Regions from separate parts of the Homo sapiens genome. Here region 2 is linked to region 1. Evidence: chromatin loops called from intact Hi-C (ENCODE). Cell type or tissue: PC-9. All regions are shown on one strand. Links, peaks and the distances in the headings refer to the core of each region. The heading gives the core; the rest is flanking DNA.

What was found. Peaks named below come from ENCODE experiments on the same cell type or tissue, not always from the same donor. Only the 100,000 strongest peaks of a DNase experiment are listed, where the experiment ranks them.
Region 2: it touches region 1 in a loop (21-fold over the local background); 5 of 110 quality-filtered maps call a loop at or near these places.

Annotation. Positions count from the first base shown.
Region 1 is chr3:16,796,719-16,808,815 of GRCh38, forward strand. No RefSeq gene overlaps it. Among named protein-coding and RNA genes, the nearest start is that of PLCL2UT, 79 kb to the left of the region's middle. In PC-9, for the core only: no CTCF peak of the experiment used is centred there; a DNase peak (open chromatin) is centred at 5,813.
Region 2 is chr3:16,603,970-16,616,066 of GRCh38, forward strand. DAZL (deleted in azoospermia like) reads right to left here and starts at 1,454. Exons shown (of 11, transcript NM_001351.4): 1 at 1,234-1,454. The coding sequence starts at 1,236. In PC-9, for the core only: no CTCF peak of the experiment used is centred there; DNase peaks (open chromatin) are centred at 2,602 and 6,352; H3K27ac peaks cover 1,336 bases.

The sequences.
Region 1 (12,097 bases), core at 2,792-10,791:
CCCAGGTGAATGCTAAATGTAGACAGACTATATCTTTCCACTCAGCCATTCTTAGCATGTGAGCTTGTTGCCTCATGATCACAAGATAGGTCTGCTGCAGTTCCAGGTATCATATCTGTATTTCACACACACACACACACACACACACACACACACACACACACGATGGAACAGTGACATCTTAACTCTGTCCCTTTTATCAGGAAAATCAGGAAAGCAAAAACATTCCTAGAATCCCCCAGTGAGCTTTATCTTACATCTCTTTGGCTAGAACTAGTCATGTGGCAACTTGTACCAGCAAAGAAGGAGTAACAGTGGAAACAATGTTGTCATGGCTGACATTAACCAATCAAGATTCACCACCTGTGGCTCAGCACATTGCACTCAACTTCTAGAGAAGGAAAAAGTGAGAGACTGTTCTTTTCTCAGTGCAAATCTATCTTTATTTATCTCTGCCTGTCACCTTATTTTTTTCTGTCTTTTTACTTTTTTAGCTAGCTAGTGAGCCACTTTTAATTCCTCTTACATCTGTCTTCCCAGTATGCATTTTTAGGGACCCTCTTTCCAGCCAGTCCTGCAATAACTCTGCCCTCCTCGCTCAAATCCACGTCTATGGCATATTCTTATTACATAGATAACCCTTTCTAGTTTCTGTAGCAACAGGGATAATTCAAACATAACCAATAAAACATCAAAATGATTTGTTGAAATCCCACAAGTTTTCATCGGACAAAACAGTGTTGTTGGAGCTGGCACTAAAATAGAAAGACTGATTGGTGATTGTTGTCTACATATGGATTCCCCAAGAAGCCCTGGGACCAGGAATTGAGTGCAAGTAGTTTATTTGGGAGATAATCACAGAGGGCACTGGTGTGAGGAAGTGGGACAGGAAAAGGAAGGCTTCAATGAAAGGTACAAGATGAAGCCAGTTATCACTGAGGACAGACCTAGAAGTCAGTATAGACCATGCCTCCAGGGTCATCCCACCTGAGGGCAGAAGGAAGTGTAGTATTTATCCTTCAACTCTTGTTGTTGGGCTGCGGCATGGGGATAGGCATTAATTCACTGGGACTTGTGTCTTCCTAAGTTTGGACAGAGTGGGCTCCAACCACACAAATAAGCCCCTAGGTGGCTGGAAGTCAGGCAGTTGTACACTACAATGGTAAGGCCAAGGCACAGAATATGCCTTGGAATTGTCCCACTGTGGAACAGGGAAGCTGGGTATTTGTTTGCCAACTCTAACCCTCATTGGTTAAGAAATGCTTCTGGGGTTGGTAAATCCCCAGCACTTCCAGGCTGCCCTGAGCATAGCTGAGCAAGACCCACACTTGTGCCACAGAAAGCTCTTCCTCAGGCATGGAAGCAGAAAGGCTCAGGCTTGAAGAGGGAAGCTGTCAGCATGCATAGAAAATTCACGTTGCAGCTTTAGGGAAACTTAAGTTGGACTGATGGGATATGAGACTGGTAGGATGTGGAGGGTTTGCTACCCACACCATCCTGTAATTAATTCCTCCCTTACAGGTAGTCATGTGACACTTTACAAATTCCTTCATGATAGCCCTGATTACTCCATACTTGTTTGTTTGTGTAGTATGTATTAAGCACATCATATGTTTCTGTTTTGCATTCAGTCCTCACAACAACTCAAGAGGCTGGTACTATAATTATCCTCATCTAATAATGAGAAAACTGAGTCACAGGGATTAACTAATTTTTTGTTTATGTGCTTATTTCTGCTTCCAGACCATGAGCACGTGAAAGGCATGGTCTTTGTGGTTTTTTTTTTGTTTGTATCCAACACACTGACTGGCATTTCAGGAGTTTGTATCCAACACACTGACTGGCATTTCAGGAGTACTTGATACATATTACTTGAGTCAGGTTATTCAGAAGACTCAAAGTCACAATGGAACATGGAAAGAAGTGCATGGCTTTAACCAATGCCATTTTTAGAACTGCTCTTCAATAATTAATCAATTTGGTGGCAAACAGGGTTTCTACTAACATTTCTAGAAGTGGGCATCAAAGATTTGTCAAGAAAATGAAGTTATTTTAATTGTTAATTTTCAAAAACAGAGAGGACAATATTTTAAAACTTTATCCTATTCTGTTTTATTAATCTTGAAATGTTTTATTTTATCTCATTTGTGGATTTATCTTGTGGCCAACGCTCAAAGCATTGCTAAAAGTGGACGTTGCTCAGTCAGAATAGGCTAATATGTGATGCTGTAACAAGCAACCCTAATATCTCAGTGGTTTCAAAGAACAAAGATTGACTTACACTCACACTCATGTCTGCTTTGTGTTAGCTAGGAGCTCTGATCTGTGTCATCTTAATTCTGGGACCCGGGTAGATGGAGCATCCACTGTCAGGAACATTGGCGGTTGCCAAGGCAGAAGGCAAGAACATTATGGAGGAGATCATTCTGGCAGTGAATTTCTCAACCTGGAGATGACAGACATCATTTCTGATTACAACTCACTTCCTAGAACTAATCACATGGCACCACTACACCATAAGGAAGACTAGAAGTGCAATCCTGCTGTATGTCCTGAAGGAGAGGAGTCTGGACATTGATAAACAGTACTAACAATTAACATAAGCACTCATTTTCATCATTATTTAGCCTGACACTGATTGGATAGTCTCCAGCACCTCTTCCCTGCTCTCCAACTTCCTCACAGCAACCACTATAATATTTCTCAAATATGTTATGTCATAAAAAATAAACAAAACCCCTTGATATACCTTCATTGCTACCAGGGTAAAATCTGCCTTGTCCTTGACAAGGCCCCCATGACCTGGCCCCTGCTGACTGTACTGCCCTGCTCACGTGTCTGTTTATTGTATATGCTGTTCATCCCACTAGAATGAGGTACAAGTCTTCCTCTTCCCTTCTTCCCCCCTCTGCTTTGCAGAGTGTCAGGAGATTAATTTTCAGCCTTGCCTAATGAGACAGTGGGTTGGATTGGCAGATCTTACTACAACTTTGTCTATAAAAGATACACTTGAAATTTTCTTAAATTCTAGGAAGTATAGGCATTTTTTCTTTTCTCCTTTCCTTCCTTTTTTCCTTTCTACAAATATTTATTTGAGTATCTACAAGGCCTCCTGATGGGTCGTGGGAATATAAAGTTCATCCAGACATGGTCCCTGCCCTCATCCAGCTTATGGTTTGGTGGGGGAGACATATTAATCACACTGCATAAGTTTGAATTAGATTCAGATACAAGTTGAAATAAACTAAAATGAAGATGAGTTACACAAGATAGAAGGTTACTTCTCTGTCATGTCACTGTAGGTAGACCAGTGTTGATACTGTGTCCCACAGTGTTAGTGACTCAGGTTCCTTCTGTCTTGTTGTTCCTTATCCCCAGCATGTGGCTTCCACTTCATGGTCCAAGATAATGGCTTAGTCTCCAGCCATCATGTATTCCAGCCAGAGGAAGGAGAAAGGTATAATGAAAGGCATGTCCTGGAAAATGAACACACCACTTCCACTTACAAATCTTTGGCTGTAGTTTAGTCACACCTCCACACTTAGCTGTAATAGGGGCTTTTAAGTCATGTGCCCTGTTAAAAACTGGGGCTTCTGTTACCAAGAAAGAAGGTGAAAGCAGGCAGAGGGACCAGGCTTGGTCTAGAAGATTAGTTTTAAAGAGAAACTTAAAAAGAATTGAGATCTGAAAAATAGGTAGGCTTTAACCAGGGGAAGAGTGACCAGGAAGAATAAACATCATGTGCGAAGGACCTGTGGCAAGAGGGAGCCGGCCTGTTGGAAGGACTAGAAACAAACAAGCAAACAAAATTCCATAGTATCTGAAGTACAGAGGAGGAAGGAATGTGAAGCAATGTGAAGGAATGTAAACGTCCCCTATGCAGTCAGGGGACAATGTTGCACAGCCTTGGAGGGCTTATTAGGGATTGTGATCTTCACTCTAAAAACAATGGTATGTCATTAAAGGTCTTTAGGAGGATAGTATGATCAAATTTACATTGTAACTTGTAGGAAACAAATTAGAGAGGACAAGAGTGGATGTTTAAAGACCAGAGACCTCCAGATGAGAGATGAATGTAACTTGATCTAAGATAATGCTAGGAAAGAAAATAAAAATGAGAGGAATCAAGAACTATTTTTAGAAGGCAAACTCAACAAGACTTAGGCATGAATTAGTGTGGGAAGGTAGTGAGGAAGAGAAGGAGGAAGGGATAAGAATGGAGCAAGAAATAAGAAATGAATTTAAGAATATTCTTTCTTAAATATGAAAATGAAAATTGGCATTCAGGCAATGCAAGGGGATCTCAGGATACTTGTGCAACATAGCACACATAAAGTACTATAATTTAAAATCACTTGAGACATGATGTTCATATAGGTCAATTATAAGTTGTCTCTCTTAAGATTTATTTTAAGAAGTACATCTAGTCTTCATGATTTACATTAAAATTATTTATTTAAAATTATGTTGTTGCTGTTAAGATTTATTTGAAGAAGTACATCCAGTCTTCATGATTTGCATTAAAATCCAAATCCATTTTGCTTTTGGTTTAATATTTGCTATCAGTTTCACATTGTAGGAATTTAAAAAAAATCCACTCTATTCTAGAGGCAGTACTGACCCTCCAAAACGTGTAATGTGGTCTCTACAGATTTTGAAGTGATGAAATCTCCATTTCCTCTGCAGCCCTCTCAAGTTCCTCTTAAAGAGGAAGTGAAAGTTAACTCCCAGTTCTTCCTGGGCACAGGAGGACAGCTGACTGGAAAGAATATATATAAATGGATTATATTCAAGAGTGCCTTAGATAAAGGAAATACCAGTCATTCATCCTACAAAATTTATTTGGCACTATCCTGTGTCAGGCCCTAGGCATAACTGGAATGGTCAGACTAGACAAACTGAGGCTGTCAGAAGGCATCAGGAAGAAAAAAATCATGATGCAAACTATCTGCTTTCCTTTGTCTTGAGATTAACCAGTAGTTTCCATAACTCGGTGTGCATCTGATTTTTTTGTTACAATTACAAAAATAATTAACTTTAATTTTTACACTTAGATGCAATGCTAAGGGACTGTTTGGACCACAATTTAGTCTCTGCTTTGAGTATATTGAAAATAGCCCAAAGTAGCTGTCAAGGCATAAACAACTCAGGAGGAAAGCATCGCTGTGGTTTTACTGAACAGATGGTCTGATGACGTCAGTGTCTCCAAATTACCTGCAGCCAAAGCAGATGGAAAAATTAACATCGAAGCCCAAGCTTGATGGCAGACAGGGAGTCACAGAGAACTTCAGGGGAGAAAGTCACATGGGATGATTTCTTTGCTTTGTTTTCAAGCTCTACGAGGAATCTTTTTCTCTTCCCAAATTCCTTGAATAAAATCACAAGAATTATTACAGTTGGTCCCACAAACAACCACCACGAAGACAGGGCTGGAGGACATGGCATTCAGTAATGCCTCTGCCACTAAAAAATAATATTGATTCTAAAAAGAGATTATTAATTGTGTAAAAGCGTTGTGTAGCTGAAAAGAAACATCTCAGCGCTACAATTGAATATGACAGTTCTTGGAAAATCATCATAATGGCTGCATATTTAGCTCTGGACACATTGTATTTTGAGAGATTTACATTCCATTTTTCTCCAAAAGGCTGCATTACAATTAACATTTTCACCTAGGACTGACTGCCCAGCACTTTATCTCTGTCGATCTTATTTCCTTGTTTAGCGTTGTGTTTTCACCTTTTCCTGCATGCCAGTGTCTGGGTCTTTATTTCCATTATGCAAAGTTGTCAGCTGCATAAAGTGATGCATTCCAGCCTTAACTATAGATCAGCCAATCTGTGCTGGATTATCTTGAGCTCAAGATCTAAAATCTGAGTCAGAATCATAGAGCTTTCTGTTTACAAATGAAGAAGTAGGTATTCAAGTTTCCATACTTGTCTGTGAGCACAGAGTGGGGAAGTGGCTGAAGGCAGAACAAGAACACAGGGGTCCACTTTCTAAGGCCTCGTGGCCTTTATAGCTCTACAAACCCCAAGTGTCCCTAACTCTTCTCTCTCAAGGGATACAGACTCTGATATAACTGGATTCTATGCTCCAAACTCAAAGGGAATGCAGTAGAAGCTGAAAAACGAATTTTTTGATGTATTTTTCTAGAACACTATTGTCTAATTTTCATGGCAGCCTAGCATGGTGCAAGGTTGTCTTGGTTTAAGTTCCAGGAAAAAATACCCAGCAAGAAGAATCTGAGTACAAGAAATTTTGGGGAGAGATGGTCCCAGGAAGCAAAGGAGGGGAAGAGAGGAAGCAAGACAAGGAAGGGGAAAAATAAGCCTCAGAGTCATCCCAACCAAGAGGCAAGGGAGATGGGGTATGTATCCTCCAACTCTCATCTGTCATTATATGAGAGCTGTTTCCAGGGGCATTAACTTCCTCTGCTTCTGAGACTAATGGCCTGCCTCACTGGGGTGAGAGAAAGCCCTCAAGTGGAGCGTGGCAGATGCTTGCAACAGAAGGCAGTGGAAAGATGTGGGGTGTGGGCAGAGCATGGGCAGCAGTTGCTATAGTCAGATATCGGCTCACATCTGTATCCATTGACTTGCTGGATGGTCTCAGACAAGGTACTTTCCTTCTCTAATTCTAAATTTTTTCATCTGTAAAATGGGGAGAACAGTACGATCATGTAATATTACGAGCAGTAAATGGAATGATAATCCAGGTAAAGTGCTTAGCACAATGCTTAACACAGAGGAGGCCCTTGATATGGGGCATTATTATCATTGTTTGTTTTCTTGCCTGCGTTAAGTGCCTGGGGAAAAAATGAAATTTAGAATCACATCAGGTGCTACAGCAGATAGAGCCCTTAGGTCGACCTCCAGATTTCACAGCAGAGGAAGCTTGAGGATGAGGGAAGTGGCTGTCTGTCCCATGAAAAAAATCTTCTATTAGAGTGTGGCAGAGCCAGACCTGTACACTAGAGCATCTGGTTCTATGTGCAGTGCTCTTTCCAGCACCCTGAACTGACTCCTTTAGAATTATTTGTAGAATATAGATCTAGGAGGAAGAGTGAATGATCATTGTGTTCTGGATGGCAAAAATGTTTTCCTCACAACTTGCAGTGGCAGTCTGTGTGGCTGTGTTGAGAAAGATTCTGATGACATGGTACATGAGGTAAATGTGTGTGATTGGATTACCAATGTCTGCCATTGATCTGGGAGCGCACTGGCTGGGTATACACTGATCCTGTTGGGGTTGAAGTTATTAAGAAAGTTGACTGCTGGACTTGAATTTAGCACTAAGGGAACAAGATAACCATTTTGTTTGTTCATTTTATTGCAATGATAATGCTTATTGATCATAGAAAAATTTTAAAGATATAAACAAGTATGATGGTTAATACCAAGTGTCAACTTGATTGGATTGAAGGATGCAAAGTATTAATCCTGGGTGTGTCTGTGAGGTTGTTGCGAAAGGGGAGATTAACATTTGAGTCAGTGGGCTGGGGAAGGCAGACCCACCCTTAATCTGGATGGGCACCATCTAATCAGCTGCCAGCAAAAAACAGGCAGGAAAACATGAAAAGGTTAGACCGGCCTAGCCTCTCAGCCTACGTCTTTCTCCTGTGCTGGATGCTTCCTGCCCTCGAACATCAGACTCCAAGTTCTTCTTTTTTTGGAACTCGGACTGACTCTTCTTGCTCCTCAGCCTGCAGATGGCCTATTGTGGGACCTTGTGATCATATGAGTTAATACTTAATAAACTCCATATATATTCCATTAATTCTGTCCCTCTAGAGAACCCTGATTAATACAATGAGAAAATAAAAATTACCTCTAAGGTGTAGCAAAGAGGATAATTGATCTCTGGGACTGATTCAGAGTAAGGAAGAAGGCTGAAAAACAGAAATTAGTAATTGAAGACCTTTATAAGGAGCCATTGGCTCCTCCACATCTGGATGCAGAGCAATATAGGCAGCCAGGCATTTAGTCAAAGGAGCAAGGAAAACAGAATGAAAGAAATTTTAAAAAGCTAAATCTCCTCAAATTGACCTCTAAATTCAATGATACCAAGCAAAACATCAACAGGATTTTTCATAGAACTAGAAGCTGACTCTAAAATGTGTCTGGAAGAGTGAGGGGACAGAGTGAAAGCATTTCTGAAGAAGACTGGGGAGAGGCTTACCTTATGGATAACCCAAGTTATTATGAAGCTACTGGAAGGAAGACAGTGCTGAACTGGCACAGCAGTAGAGAAAGTGACCAATGGAGCATAAGGCAGTGTTCCCAAACAGACCTATGTATACATGGAACTCTGATAGATGGTAGAGGCGGCTTGGCAGTTGGGAGAGGAGGGACTGTATGTTAAGTGGAGCTAAAAATGTGCTCATCCATATGGATAGAAGTGAAACTGGACTCCTACCTCACACCATACCCTGGAATTGCTCCAGACAAATGAAAGTCTTTAATAATCAAAGCAAAACTTTAAAATTATGAAGAGAAAGTATAGATCAATATTTTTGGACCTTGGGGGAAGGAAAGCATTTCTTATTTAAGACATGAAGAGTGCAGCTGTGAGAAAATCTCAGTCAGGCCAATGCAGAGCCCTAGAACAGAAGTGTCCCAAACCTGGTATCTTCACCATGCTCAATCATTGCCTGGGGCAGCCTGAAGACACTGTGGCCACCAAGAGGACACAAGTGATTTCCAGGGGTGTGGCAGATGAAGGCCATCAGCTAACAGTCATCATCCCAACAGGTTCTCTCTTGAGGGAAATGTGAGTGGCTCATCCCCATGGCTGCCACATGCCAGGATTGAGGAAATCTGGCTGTAGGATTGAGATAACCATAAGTAAAACAACTCCAAAGCCCTACATTTGGATTAATTACTTCAGGGACAAAAGATCATGACATGCGGGTTCTTGTTAGCTTCTTTTTTGGAAAATGGCTCTTTCTGAATCTGTCCCTAGATTTGAGTGTCTACCTTACATTGGACACAAGCTCTTTGTTCGCTGACTTATTGCATGATTCTCCAGCAGTCATTGGCTGTGTGACAACATTATTTTTACTTTATGCAACGACTGAAAGATTTGTGAAGTGAAAGTGGAAGATTGGGAAAGCACAGTCCAAGAAGGTGTGCATGAGGCGAGGTGAGGGAATTGTGGTGGATTATGTCATGGACACAAAGTATCCCATAGCGGTATGCATAGACCTTTGCAATGTGACTTTGCTGCTCCTCCATCCAAAGGTGGAGTCTATACTCTCTTCAAACTGAGCTGGCCCTGTGACTTGCTTTGACCAATAGAATGTGGTGGAAGTTATATTGTGCAGATTCTAGAGCCCAGACTTCAAGAGTTTGTGCAGCTTCTGCCTGTTCTCATTTGGAACCCTGCCCTGTGGCCACTATATGATGATGAAGGCCAGATGAAAGACCACACAGAGAGAGACGTCCAGAGCCTAGCTAACCTTCCATAGTGAGCCCAGGTAAGACCAGCAGAGAAACTACCCAGTCACAATTCACTATCATAAGAAATGACGGGTTCTTACTGTTTTGAGCCACTAAGTTTTGGAGTGGCTTCTTAACGACATAATAGACAACTGAAACAGACATAATCAAGGTCTTGAATGCACTCTTAATATAGAAAAGTAGGGTAATCATAAGAGGGTGGAGAGTTATTTATTTATCTTTCGAACATTCAGTGGGCATCCAGTATATACCAGGCACCTTTGTATGTATCTCATTTAGTCTTTCTAATAGCCTTATGAGATAGGTGCCACCACATAGATGTGGATATTGAGGCACAGAGGGATGAAATAACTTGCCCAAGGTCATGTGGCTGGAAAGTAGCAGGTCTGGGACCTGACTTTATGTCTTTCTGGTTCCAAAGTCCCTGCTCATGACCACATCTCTACACTGCCACTGGCACTTAAAATGAACCCAGTGAAGAATACTAAAAAATAAACAGAAATAGGGAAAGAACACTCAAGCTTTATAACTCCTGCTTTCTGTGTTTATTTCATAGCTAAAGATGAATTTCTTTGAGAAGGGAAGAATGATTTTTGAGATGATGACTTGCATTCGTATTCAGACTTCTGTTTCAGGAATTCCTTCTTTGAATTATTAATGTAAAAAAATGGATGTTCTAAGACTGACCAGGGTTGCAAGAAATAAAAGGACTGGAAAATTCAAACACACTTCTGAAAAATAAATGGACTTGCATTTATTAATAATTCCTATCAAGGCAGAATGCCTTCTAAAGCAATCATTGACATTCATTTATTCATTCATTCAACACAAATATGTGGAGTACTTACTAAGTGCCAAGCCTTGTGCTAAGCACTAGAGATAGGAAGGCAAACGTGATCTGTTTCTAGCACTCAATGGCTATGTAGTCTAGTTAGAACACAAAATTAAACAAAAGCCCAACACATAAATTTTCTTGTCATTTTCCCCAAATTTGACGGAAAAAAAATCAATGATCTAAGAAAAAAAAGTTACTTTGCATTGATTTTCTAATTAATGTGATAGAAGTGCAAAAATTCAGCCACCCTCACCAATCTCCTATAGAACCAAAGACTATATAGTTACATACCACATGTTTATTTCATTTCTGATAAATGCTAACTACTCTCCCAAATTTGTCATCTAGAACTTGGTAGGAATTTCTTTCTGCATGGAACCGTAAAGGAGATTCATGCTATAGATGACTATAGAAGAAAAGAACTCAGAAATTCCTGTAAGGCAATGAGCTTCATTCCATCTCTTCTTTTGTGCCTCTTGGATTGCACATTAACACTGTAGCTTAGAACTGTATCGATATTTGAAGACCAGCATTTTAAAAATGAGAACCATATTAGAAAATTGGCTCCAGAGTCGAGTTCTACAGTCATGGGCAGGGAATGTTCTGGCCTCTGCTGAGTGGGTTTGCATGTGTTCCTTATCTTCTTTGTGCCTTGCCTTCCTCCCTATAAAATTAAGGTCCGTGTGGATGAGCTAATATCCGGGATCTTCCCCAGAGTAAAACTTTACGGTTAAAGCACCCTTCTTTGCTATTGGCTGTTTTCTTTAGATACCTATGGCATCTTCTTAAGAAATCAGAGACAGAATTCATCAGGATAAGCTTTATTTCACTTTTCAATCTTTATCTTTACCTGTAATTTAAAAGTTTTTTAAAGCTGAATTTTCTGTATTGTTTTCCAGGATAAGGAATATGGTGTGTGTGTGTGTGTGTGTGTGTGTGTGTGTGTGTGTGTGTGTGTGTGTGTTGTGTTGTTATAGTTACCCTTTTAAGATACAGGAGAAGATGGCCACAGTTCACCACAATGAGACTGACACTTCTTAGGATTTGGGAATTTTGAGAAACTGCTGGCTTCAGTGTTAGCCATCTGCTGGACTTATATAATCCACCCAGCAATAAAACACTAGCTCTCCCATATGCTCCTCTCTGCCCCTGGGTGAAGGAGTAAACAAGGTGGGAGTTCACATATCTGTGTTCCAGCCCGGATTTGGCACCTGCTAGCTGTGTGACAAAGAGCAGCTTTCTTAATCTGAGCCTCAATTTCTTCATCTGTAAAATGAGCTACACTTATTTATGTTTACCTAGAATGTCTGCAATCTGTTTAGGTACATTTAACACTATCTTAAGAGTTTAGGTAAGTTTAGTTAAATATAGCACAGTTAATACCAAAATAATTTCAGCATGTAGTAGGTATATGTTCAACTGCACTTCAGTGGTTAAAAAAGAAGTTGTTTTCCAAACATGGTTGACCTAGTGCTTTGCCTGTGATATCCCTGAAGTTGCCTATCATGATCCATGCTGCCCCAGCTGAATGCCAGTCTTGTCTCCTTCAATATCACCACACTTTCATATTTGTAGCTTCAGGGACCACACCTTTGCCACACCCTATAATATAACTCTTCTATTATTACAATAGAGGAAGAGATGAGATGGTCTAGATGGCTTTTCTTTAGAAGTTCATCCTTCAAAAGCTGACCTTTATACAATTTTTAGGGTAATGAGTTGTGCTGATGGTATGAGACATGAAGAACATGTACTCTAAGGCAGAATCTCCCATCCTAGACACTACTGACATTTCAGGCTT
Region 2 (12,097 bases), core at 262-8,261, 200 kb before region 1:
ATAATCAGAAAAATAATCCAATGAAACAATTCGGATTTAACTCTAAAAATGAAAAGTGTTATAATAAATAATTACTTACAACTCAAGGTGATTACTTTTTATTAGCATGGATAACTATATGTTGCACAATTACACATAATAGGTGTTTATTTTTATTTTAATGTTTATACATGGTAATATAAACTGTGTATAAATTTCCTCCCTGAAGAGACTGAGAATTATCAATGCAGACACACACACAGCATGTAATACGCGCGTTCGTGACTCAGTGGTTGGTCTGCGTGTTCAGAGCTGCATCTTGTGGTGGCGCTGAAGCAACGCTAGGCATTTACCAAACTCACAAAAACGCACACCCAACGCTATCTACCAAATGGACATTTTGTCAAAGGATCCTGGTTTATCGAGAGGGAAAAAACCGTACCCAGAATTTAAAAATTCTAAAATTCTTAATGGTAACTGCTGAAACCAACCTCGTGCGGCAAAGATGGCGTCAGGCGAGCTTTTCTGTCGCCGCCACACGAGGGAGCCGCCATCAGCAAGTCCCCCGCAGCTGACAGGCGCGAGGGGACCAGAGGCACTTCCGGCCCAGCCCCCTCAGCTACAGGGCCATGCCTTCAGGACGCCCCACACCCCACGCTGAGGCCCCCACGAACCCCGCCCACCCCACCAAGTACAGGGACCAGGAGGGAACCACTTCCTAAGGAAGCTCCGGCCCTCGAAGTTTAAGAAGGCAAGTCCCTCAGCAGGCCCGCCGCCATCTTGCGGAGCCACGGGGAGAGCGCGCCAGAAATGAGGCTGGCGGGGCGGAGGCGCGTGGGAGTGGGGGAGGGGCGGAGGCGCGTGAGTGGGGGAGCGCGTGGGAGTGGGGGCGGGGTGGGGCAGTCGGGGGTGGGGAACCCGCACCCCAAACCTCTGCCAGTAGAGAACCCGAACCGGGAAATGGGTGCCTCAAGAAGGCCGTGGCCCTTGCACGTGGCCGGCGAGGCAGCGCGTCCTCGGGGCCCACCCCCACCTTGCCGCCCTTGGCGTCCCGCGCCTGCCTCTCTGTGTAGGCCGCGCCACTGCCAGGCCGCCTCTCCCAACTCTGTGGGCCATGGCTGTGGTGCGTCCAGGCAGGTGCCCCCCAAACAGGAAAGCCGAGGATGACTTCACTTTCCGACCCTGCAGAGCCGAGTTTCACCCACGAGTGAAGACTCCGCCAGCCTTGCCCCTCGGGCCTCTCCCTCAACTCACCATGATGGCGGCAGGCAGCAGTTCCCGACCGGCTCCAGGAGGAGCAGAGGCTGTGCTTGGCGCACCACTTCTGGGGCTGCTGTGAGGTCCGCTGGAACCCGCTGCGCGGCTTCGAGTGGTCAAAGGAGCCAAAGATGAAGAGAAAAGGAAAACCAAGAGCGGGTGACAAGGCTGAGGAGCCCCGAAAGGCGGACCGTCAGGCTGAGGAGCGCAGGCGGACTGAGGCGTGGTCCGCGGGGCTCAGGGAGGTGGCTCCTGCGCCGGGTATCGGGGCGCGTGGTATCGGCCTCAGCCAATGGGTGGCAGCGCCCCGCCCCCTGCGTGGGGGGGCTGCGGGGGACGACGGCGCCCACGCGGCGGGGGCGTAGGGTACGCAGCGCGTGTGCGCAGGTCCGGTGCCTCAGTCCCAGGAAGGCGCCGCGCTCACATAGACCCACAGACACACACATCACCCCCAAAACACCCCTAAAATAAGTATGCATACTGAAATGTATGGTATAGTTTACAAAAATGATAATCTAATGTGTCTAGGCTGCAGTTTCCAAATGGCTTCTCTAAGGCACAGGGTTAGCGCCATCACTTTTAGCTTCACACTCACCCCAAAATCTTTTTTAAATGCCTACAGAAATAAATCGAAGCAAGTCTGTGGAAAACAGAAGGAGACATCAACAGGCCAGAAACTTGCACTCCTTTCTGTCAAGTTTGAGATAGAAGGGGTTGGATGGGAGGAAATGCCAGTTTGACATTCAGGATGTTTGTTCTTTCAAGAAATAGTTACTGAGTGCCTGTGATTACCAGGTACAGCAGATGCAGGAGTGAACAGAATAACAGAACATGTGTTTGCTCAGGGATCTTACATTTTAATGGGAGAATTCACCTTCCAGGCCTTACAGGAAGGCGCTAGGCCTGCCTAGAGAATTCTAGAACATTCTTAAGGTCAGAATACGGGCGTAGAGCAGGAGCAAGCTGTGGGCCAGTTGGTGGAGCCCATCACGTAACTTCGGGAACCACTGCAGCACCTTAGCTATACACACAGGGCTAAGTAGCTATGACCTTTATCCACAAACTTCACTTCTGTACTGACGGAAAGCATTAAAATGTTACTTTTTGAGCTGGCAAAACGGTGGACTTCTATAACGTGAGCAGTATCTCATTACTAACACCTAGTAATGCGGGATTAAAATAAAACGTTTTATTTTCAATATGCAGCTAAACCCATAAGAAAAGAAGGGAAATTCCAAGTACCAAAAATAAACTGAAAACCAGAGCAATGACTTATTCAACTGATTCTTCTCCTGCCCGGGATATGGGGGCTGGGCTGTAGGGCAGCCAGTCATACTAGTTTGCCCAGGACTTACATGATTTTAGCACTGAGAAATTCCTACGTCCCTAAGGAAACCAGAAGGATTGGTCATCCTAGGTGTGGGCAAAGTGTTGTTACTCTCTGTAACTTGAGATCTGGATGTTTAGTGGTAGGAGGTAAGGGCTCAGGGTGGGAGCTGGAACTGAGTACTCTGCAAAACGCCATTGTCCCTAAAATCCTTAGGAAAAGGATGGAGTAGGGAAAATGTGAAACACCCATGGCGAGCAGATGAGGAGGCTTGTCCCATCTCTGGATGAAGAAAATATGTATTTAACTCTGATTAAATTTCAAAACCCTAGACCTGCATTTCATCAACGTTTGGAGTTTAAATCTATAATATATTATTGGAATCCCCAAGCCAAGAAATGGATCCTCCTACACCATCACCCTCTCTCCTGCCTTAAGAGATCCTAGACATGGGGCATCTAGAATGCCTGGCAGAAGCAAACATAAAACCGACTTGAATGAATGCTTCTGCAACCTAGGCTGAAAGTGATTCTCATAAGAAAATGACCCTTTAATGAAAAGCTCACAATAAAAAATTATACAATACTACTTACCTTGAATAAGAATGGCATACGAAAAAGAAAGTTAAAATGTCAAAAACTAACAGAAGCAGCTTCTTTTGCATTGTGTATACGTGGTTTTTTTTTCTTTTTCTCAGTTTTTTTCCTCAACTTATTTGGAGTAATGCTCACGCTCTGGCTCTCTCTCTCTCTCTCTCTATGTGTGTGTATATGTATTATATTAATTATTAATTATTAATTATATTATATTAATTATTAATTATATTATATTAATTATATTATATTAATTATATATATATATATATTTTGAGACAGAGTCTCGCTCTGTTGCCCAGGCTGGAGTGCAGTGGCGCAATCTCGGCTCACTGCAAGCCCCGCCTCCTGGGTTCATGCCATTCTCCTGCCTCAGTCTCCCGAGTAGCTGGGACTATAGGCGCCTGCCACCAAGCCCGGCTAATTTTGTTTTTGTATTTTTAGTAGAGATGGGGTTTCACCGTGTTAGCTAGGATGGTCTCAATCTCCTGACCTCGTGATCCGCCCGCCTCAGCCACCCAAAGTGCCGGGATTACAGGCGTGAGCCAATGCACTCCGTATTTTTAAGTGATTTGTATTACTATTTTAAAATGTAAACTTAAAATATAAAGCTAATAAATAGCTTTACTTTCTTCTTGAATAATGCAAAGGCCTTTAGGATGTCTTAGCTCTACACACCCTCCCCTCTCTCAGTTTATAAGTTATTCACTATTTTAGTTCTATCCTGGTTTCATCATATAAATTAGACGTCGTTTTTTAGACACACCCACATATGTAACAACATTTTGCTTACCATTTCTTTGCATATCTCAGATCTTCCTTCTGAATCATTTTCCTTGTGCCTGTAGCAAATTCTTTAGAATTTCCTTGAATGAGAGTGTGATGTGGTAAACCCTTGCGTTTTTTTCCACCTGAAATATTTTGATTTTTCCCTGCTGTTTCATGATAATTCTACTGAATATATAATTTTAGGTTTACAAGTATTTTTTCCCCCCTCAGAATATTGAGCATATTACTCTGTTATCTTCTATTTTCTATTGCTACTGAGAAATCTGCTGTCAGTCTTTTTGATGTTTAAGACCAATTTTTCTTTGGTGTTCTGAATTTTCACAATGATGTAAGTAGATGTGGAGTTTTAAAAAATTTCTCCTGCTTAGGAGTTTTAAGACTTTCTGGATTTGTGTATTAGCTCTTAATAATTCTGAACAGTTTCACCCGTTTTCTTGTTAAAGATTAGCTGGTTAAGGGATTAAACATTATTTGTATTTTATATTTCATAAGTTATTCTTATAATTTACTTTTCTTTAGATCATGAATTTTTCAAAGGTTGGTGCTGTTTTCTTGAAATCGCTTAATAGAAAGAATTTTATCTAAGATCAAAACTGACTGTATCCATTTCAATGTGTTAAGATTAGTGGCATAATTCGTATCAGTTCAGAAATAAATCTCTATATTGCTTCCTATATGGGGGGAGAAGAAAAAAACGCTGGTGTCTTTGAACACCTCTGCCAGTTCTTCTGTGCTCCTAAAGCCTACGGCTTTGGAAAGAAGGCTATGTTTGTATAGGCACTTGAACTTCACTTCTGCAAATCATTTTCAAGATTTTTGTTATATCTGTCCTGAGTCTCTATTATTATTTACCTGTTTTAAAAATTAACTTCTTGTCCTAAACAACAATATTTGCAAGATCAGACTTACTGTTTTAGCTACATTTTTTTAACAATGACATTAAAATAAATACAGAATGATTAGAATTTAAAACAATGTTTGTTTATGCATCACTTCATACCACATACTCCCAGGGCAGCGAGTAACATAGTTTTGGGAAACACTGGATTAGCAGAACTCTATAGAGCTTTAGATATGCAAACTTAGGCCCAAGGGACTAAAGAGTAGAGTTTCAAATTGTTCTGCCTAATAAATGAGAGTAATCATATTACAAGGGGAGAAACCAAGCAAGACAGGGAAATTGGAGGTCCTAGAAGCTGGAGAAAAGAAGTAACCTTGCAGGTCAGCATGTTAGCTCATGCTTGTAATCCCCACACTTTGGGAGGCTGAGGCCGATGGATCACTTGAGTTCAGGAGTTTGAGACCAGTCTGGGCAATGTGGTGAAACCCCGTCTCTACCAAAAATACAAAAAATTAGCTGGGTGTGGCAGTGTGCACCTGTGGTCCCTGCTTCTCAGGAGGCTGAGGTGGGAGGATCATTTGAGCGTGGGAGGTGGAGGTTGTAGTGAGCCAAGATCACCCCACTGCATTCCAGCCTGGGTGACACAGTGAGACTCTGTCTCAAAAAAATAAAAAATAACCTTGCAAAGTGACAAAAAGTTGGAGCCTGCAGTGAAAGGTATCTGAGTACATTAGAATCATGTGGGGAACTTTAAAAAATTTATATGCCCATGCCTCGCCCCAAACCAATTAAATCAGCTGAGGGCAAGGCTCATAAGTCAGTGTGTGTGTGTGTGTGTGTGTATATATATATATATATATATATATATAAATGTTTCTCTAGTTACTCCAGTATGCAGCCATATTTGAAAATCGGTGCTATAGAGCCTTGCTACTCAAAGTGTGATCCTCAGATCAGCAGCTTCACATCACGTGAGTGCTGTAGAATCTCAGGCCCCACCCTAAACCTACTGAATCAGAATCTGCATTTTAACAAGATCTCCAAATGGCTCATGTGCACACTGAAGGTGAAGAAACATTGCCATAGAGAGCACTTGTCATAAACAACTTACCTCCCTGGATTTGAGAATCCTTCACCTTACAAATTAAGAGTCTACTTTCTCAGCCTTTCTTGCAGCTAACAGCTTGGGCAGGTGACCTACACAACATCAATGAGATGCAGCCATCCTAAATTTTGAATAGGGGACTAATGATGCCATAATGAAGGGACTGCAGAGAATACTTTCTGGAGAAGAGTATCAACAGCAGCAGCAGCCATGGTATAGGTTAGAGCTGCAATGACTGCTACTGTCAGTTGTGCAAACCATGGTGTACTCAGTGCCAGCTGAGGTTTCTTCACTGGACAAGTTCTGCAGCATGATTTCGTGTGTCATTCCTGGAGACAACCTGACCCTTTGGTTCATTTTGAGATTCTGTGAGCTAGTTACCCAATAAATTTTAATAAGTTCTTTTCCTGCTTAAACCAGCCAAAACTTCTGTGACTATTGCTTACAACAAAGCTTCTGGACTACATTAGGTGATGAGTGAGGTCAGCCAAACTGCTTTTAAAAAGAAGGTTAACAGCTAAAAGATTTATGACTCTTTGCTGTGATTATGTAGCAATGTCCTGCTATTGTGTCCAACCTTTAGTAAGCTTCCAGTACACACACAAATGCCTTATGTCAGTGGTGTTTTGCGAGGAGTCTCAAGGACACTCTCCATTGCAACATGGGACAGGGATAGCATGCTGATCTACAGCAAGATGACCCACAGATGAAATAATTCAGCAGGAACAGTAGCTTACAGCCAAAAGTGACCTGGAAAAGCAAAAATCATAAGCTCAGTATTCCCAGCAAGATAGAAAGAAATATGTGCTATTTCCATTGCATGTAAGCAGATGTTTAAACCAATTCCATTTAAATCTCAAGGTATGGTGCCTTGTCTTTTATTGGGCCTGCATTCATGTGGTCCAGCATAGCAACACACATCTCATGTACACTTGTGAATACTTGCAGAGACATCTATCAACTGAGCAATGTTGCTTAAGCCCTGCTTATTCACCTTTAACCCTGGTACCTGCAATAATAGTTTATTCACTCAAAACTTAAATCTCCTAAGCAGGTCGTCTGAATTTTGGGGTTGGTCTGAAGCAAACTGACATAATCTTCACGATGGCCTCATGATACTTGCCTAAATATTTAACTGAAAAATGATTGACTTGTTAAAAGTAATAATATTGACACTAGGCACTGATACTAATACGGTACATACTATGTACCAGGCATTATTCTAATTATCTTACTTCTACTAGTAGTTCATCTAATCCTCCTAACAATAGTAGGTGCTATTATTATCCCAATTTTACAGAGAAGGAAGCAGAGGTGCACAGAGGTTGTATAACTTGCCTGAGATGATAGTTGGTAAGTATCAGAGCTGAATTTAAACCCAGTCAGACTTTAAAGTCTGAGTTCTCAACCATTATGCTATATTAGCAAACTACATGGAGGAAGAAAGGGCTAATATAATGGGACAAAGTTATGTATTAAATCTCTTGTTCCCATGAGAGTAGCTAAACAAAGAAGCAAAACCCCAAATAACACTATGGTCTGAATGTTTGCCCTCCTCACCTATTCATATGTTGAAACCCTAGTCCCTGAGGTGATGGTATTAGGAAGTGGAGCCTTTGGGAGATGATTAGGTCATGAGGGCAGAGCTTTCATGAATGGGATTGATGCCCTTATAAAAGAGGACTGAGGGAGCTTAGTCACTCCTTCTACCATGTAAGAATACAGCAAGAAGTTGGCAGCCTGCACCCCAGAAAAGGGTCCTCACCAGAACCTCACCATGCTGACACCCTGATCTTGGACTTGCCGGTCTCCAGAACTGTGAGATACAAATTTCTGTTGTTTATAAGCCACCCAGTTTAAGATATTTTTATTGTAAGACCCTGAACAGATTAAGAAAGGTGGTACCGGGAGACGGGTGCTGCTATAATAAATGCCTAAAACTATGGAATCAGCTTTGGAACTGGGTAATGGGTAGAGGCTGGAAGAGTTTTGACATGTATCATAGAAAAATCCTACATTGCTATGAACAGACCAGGCCATAAAGGGCTGGTTTTGATGGGGGCTTGGAAGGAGAAAAGGAGAGCTGTAGAGAAAGCTTGACTCTTCTTAGAGAGTGCCTAAGTAGTTGTGAACAGACTTGGTAGAAATATGGACAGTAAAAGCCATTGTGATGTGAGGGACATGTTATTGGAAACTAGAGGAAAGGCAATCCTTGTTATAAAGTAGCAACGAACTTGGATGAATCATGTTCGTGTACTAGTGTTTTGTGGAATATTGCTTTTATTATAGCAGCCTGAACAGATAAGACACCAACCTACACTAATGAATTGCTCCAAAACAATTGGCCCTTGAGGAGCCTATCTGCTTAACAAAAATAAAATTTCCACATTTCCTTCTGAATTTTGCTTGTTAACAAATCTTTCAGTACTTTTTTCAAATGTTGGAATCAATCTTATCTCTACACCACTGACTCCCTACTCACACACATACTTCTCCCAGTTGCTTTGAAACTGCTTTTTCTGCATCAAGAGGCATCACTGCTGAGCGAACCCTTGCAAATCAGAGAGGTAGAAGCTGTTGAACACTTGTGGAAGAAGCAGAGAGAAAAAGCTGGTAGAACTCACTCTTTTTCCTTTCCTCATCCCTAATCACTCTCACCTCCATTTCCATAGTTTTATTCTTTCTATGTTAATTTTTTGTTTCCTATCCTTTTTTGACAATATGGTAATACATAATATGTGTCCCTTTCTTTAAAAAATTAAAAACATTAAGGTAGGCTTAAGTTACCTTTTGACCACCAGCTCTACATCCCAGATCCATCCCCAGAGATTGGTAGTTTGGTGTAAATCCTTTCAGATGTTTTTCTAGGTGTTTTCTTTTAACACTTACATAGAACATTTGCTATTTGAACTTATAGAACATATTGATACATAAAATATGTGGTATTTTTATTATACTTGTAATAGAGAAATTATATTCATATAAAAATGTTATATATAACTTATAGAAAATATATGCTTACACTATATATTTATACTTAAAGGGTATATAGAGGGAATATATATTATTTTGGGGTATATGTTCTTGAACAAAAATGCTGTTAAAATGTATGTAACTTGATTTTTTTTCTCCAACAATATGACTCAGAAATATCTACATTACTAGGTAGATATATTTTTTTTCTTTTTTAGAAATGGAGTCTTGCTATGTTGCCCAGGCTGGCCTGGAACCTCTGGGTTCAAGTGATCCTCCCACCTCAGCCTCTGAGTAGCTGGGACTAATGGGGTGTACCATCACACCCAGTTACTCAGAAATTTCTAATGTCAGCATATAGATCTACCTAATTCCTTTTAACTTTGGCATAATTTTACATAATATGGATACGCCACAGTTATTAGCCATTCCCTGGTCAATTGATGTTTAGGTCTTTTGTACTTTGTCATGGTTATAAATAATATACAATGAAACTGTCTCATTGGAGACACATGAGTATTTTTTTTTCTGGGGTGAACACCAAGAAGTATATCTGCCAGTTCATAGATATGCACATTTCAAATTTTAATAGATATCACAAAATTGCCCTTTAAAGTGTTGTGCCAATGTATACCCATTTACACTCCACCATCAGTGAGTTAGTCTTCATTTATCTATTCACTTTCCAATATTGATATCACCACTCTTTAATTTGCCTACCTGATGGTCAAGAAATGGCATCTCGTTTTCATTTTACTTTGCATTTCCCTGATTGCTCATGGAGTTAAATTTTTTTCTACTGTTTGTTGACTGTTCAGGTTCCTCATCATTGAATGACCTGTTTATAGTCTCTGGCCAATTTCCCTTTGAGTTGCTTGTCTTTTTCATATTGTTTTGTGGGAATCTGGCTTCCCTCTTTTTTTTTTTTTTTTGAGACGGAGTCTGGCTTTGTCGCCCAGGCTGGTGTGCAGTGGCGTGATCTCAGCTCACTGTAACCTCTGCCTCCTGGATTCAAGTGATTCTCCTGCCTCAGCCTCCCGAGTAGCTGGGACTACAGGTGCATGTCACCATGTGCAGCTAATTTTTGTAATTTTAGTAGGAGAGACGGGTTTTCACCATATTGGTTAGGCTGGTCTCGAACCCCTGACCTCAGGGGATCCACCCACTTTGGCCTCCCAAAATGCCGGGATTACAGGTGTTAACCACCACGGCCGGCCAGCTTCCCTCTTTATTTTCCTCCTCAGTCCCTCAGGAAAAGGTGCAGTGGTATTGGTGCCTCTTTGAAGTGTTCCAGTCCAGTGTAATGAACGAGAGTTACATCAATTTCCAAGAATTTCTTTCCCTAAACTGGAGTGATTTAAGCCATGAATCAGAGAGGGAGGGAAATTTCTGGTGTAAACATCAACCACTGAACCTTTCAATGTCTTTGAACCCATCAACTTCACTGGACCTCTTCCTAAAAAATCAGATGAGAGCTGTTACTCAAGTCAGTTAGCTCTGTACTTTCAAACATTTTTTTAAGGAGCTCAAGGAATTGCCAAAGAAAAGGAGAACTGTTTGGTGTGATTTCTAAAAAACTTTCCTAAATATTGCATTTTTTAGGCAATGTGACAATCTCAAAGCACTTTGCTGAGGGCAACATTTTGTTGTGGTCTAACAACTGTTAAATTTCTCTTCTTGCCCTGATTCCCTTAATTTAGATTGAGAATATCTGTAGAGAAAAGAAGTGAGACATCACGTGAGTAAATACAACATTGAAAAGCCCAGCATTTACAGATTAGCAGGAAAGGTTCTGACAACAACTTGATTAATGCGAAACTAAACTAAATTAATCTCTGATCACCATAAAAAGGAGAAGCTGAAATGTTTGTTTTTTCCCATGAAGGATTTTTTTCCTGTGTTTTATGTGGAATTGACTAAAAAAAAGTCCACAATTTCAAAACTTTTTTGGCAAAAACTTTGTGTACCTGCAGCTAGCATTTCAGCCAGCATGAGCAAGTACGAGGAAGTGAAAGGACTAAAGAAGAGAATACAGTCAAAGGAAAATCATGGAATAAAGAAAGACCAGACACAGAGATAATATACATACTTTTTTTAAAAAAAAGGAAGGAAGTTGAGGGAAACTTTTTTTGTTATTTCCCATATCTAGTCAGTCAACAAGTTTTATTTTGTTTTGTTTTAAAGAGATGGGTCTTGTTCTGTCACCTGGGCTGGAGTACAGTGATGTTGTCATAGCTCACTATAGTCTCAAATTCCTGGGCTCAAGGGATCCTCCCACCTCAGCCTCCCAAGTAGATAGGACCTATGGGTGCATGCCACCATGTCCAGTTAATTTTGTTTTTGTATTTTTTGTAGAGATGGGGTCTAATATGGTTAGGCTTTGTGTCCTCACCCAAATCTCATCTTGAGTTGTAATCCCCATAACCCTGCATGTCAAGGGAGAGACCAGGTGGAGGTAATTGAATCACAGGGGACAGTTTCCCCCATGACATTCTCATGGTAGTGACTTCTCATAAGATCTGATGGTTTTATAAGGGATTATTCCACCTTCACTTGGCACTTTTTCCTGCTGCCTTGTGAAGAAGGTGCCTTGCCTCCCCTTCACCTGCCACCATGATTGTAAGTTTCCTGAGGCCTCTCCAGCCATGCTAAACTGTGAGTCAATTAGACCTCTTTGCTTTATAAATTACCCAGTCTTAGGCAGTTCTTTATAGTAGTATGAAAATGGACTAATACAGTAAGTTGGTACTGCAGAGGGTGGGGTTCTGCTATAAAGATACCCAAAAATGTGGAAGCAACTTTGGAACTGGGTAACAGGCAGAGGTTAGAACAGTTTGGAGGGCTCAGAGAAGACAGGGAAATGTGGGAAAGTTTGGAACTTCCTAGAGACTTGTTGAATGCCTTTGACCAAAATGCCGATAGTGATATGGACAATGAAGTCCAGGCTGAAGTGGTCTCAGATGGAGATGAGGAACTTGTTGGGAACCAGAATAAAGGTGACTATTGCTATACTTTAGCGAAGAGACTGGCAGCATTCATTTTTCCCCTGTCCTAGAGATCTGTGGAACTTTGATCTCGAAGGAGATGATATAGGGTATCTAGTGGCAGAAATTTCTCAGCAGCAATGTGTTCAAGAATTGACTTGGATGCTCCTAAAAGCATTCAGTTTTATGCATTCATAAAGAGATGGTTTGGAATTGGAACTTATGTTTAAAAGGGAAGTGGAGTGTAAA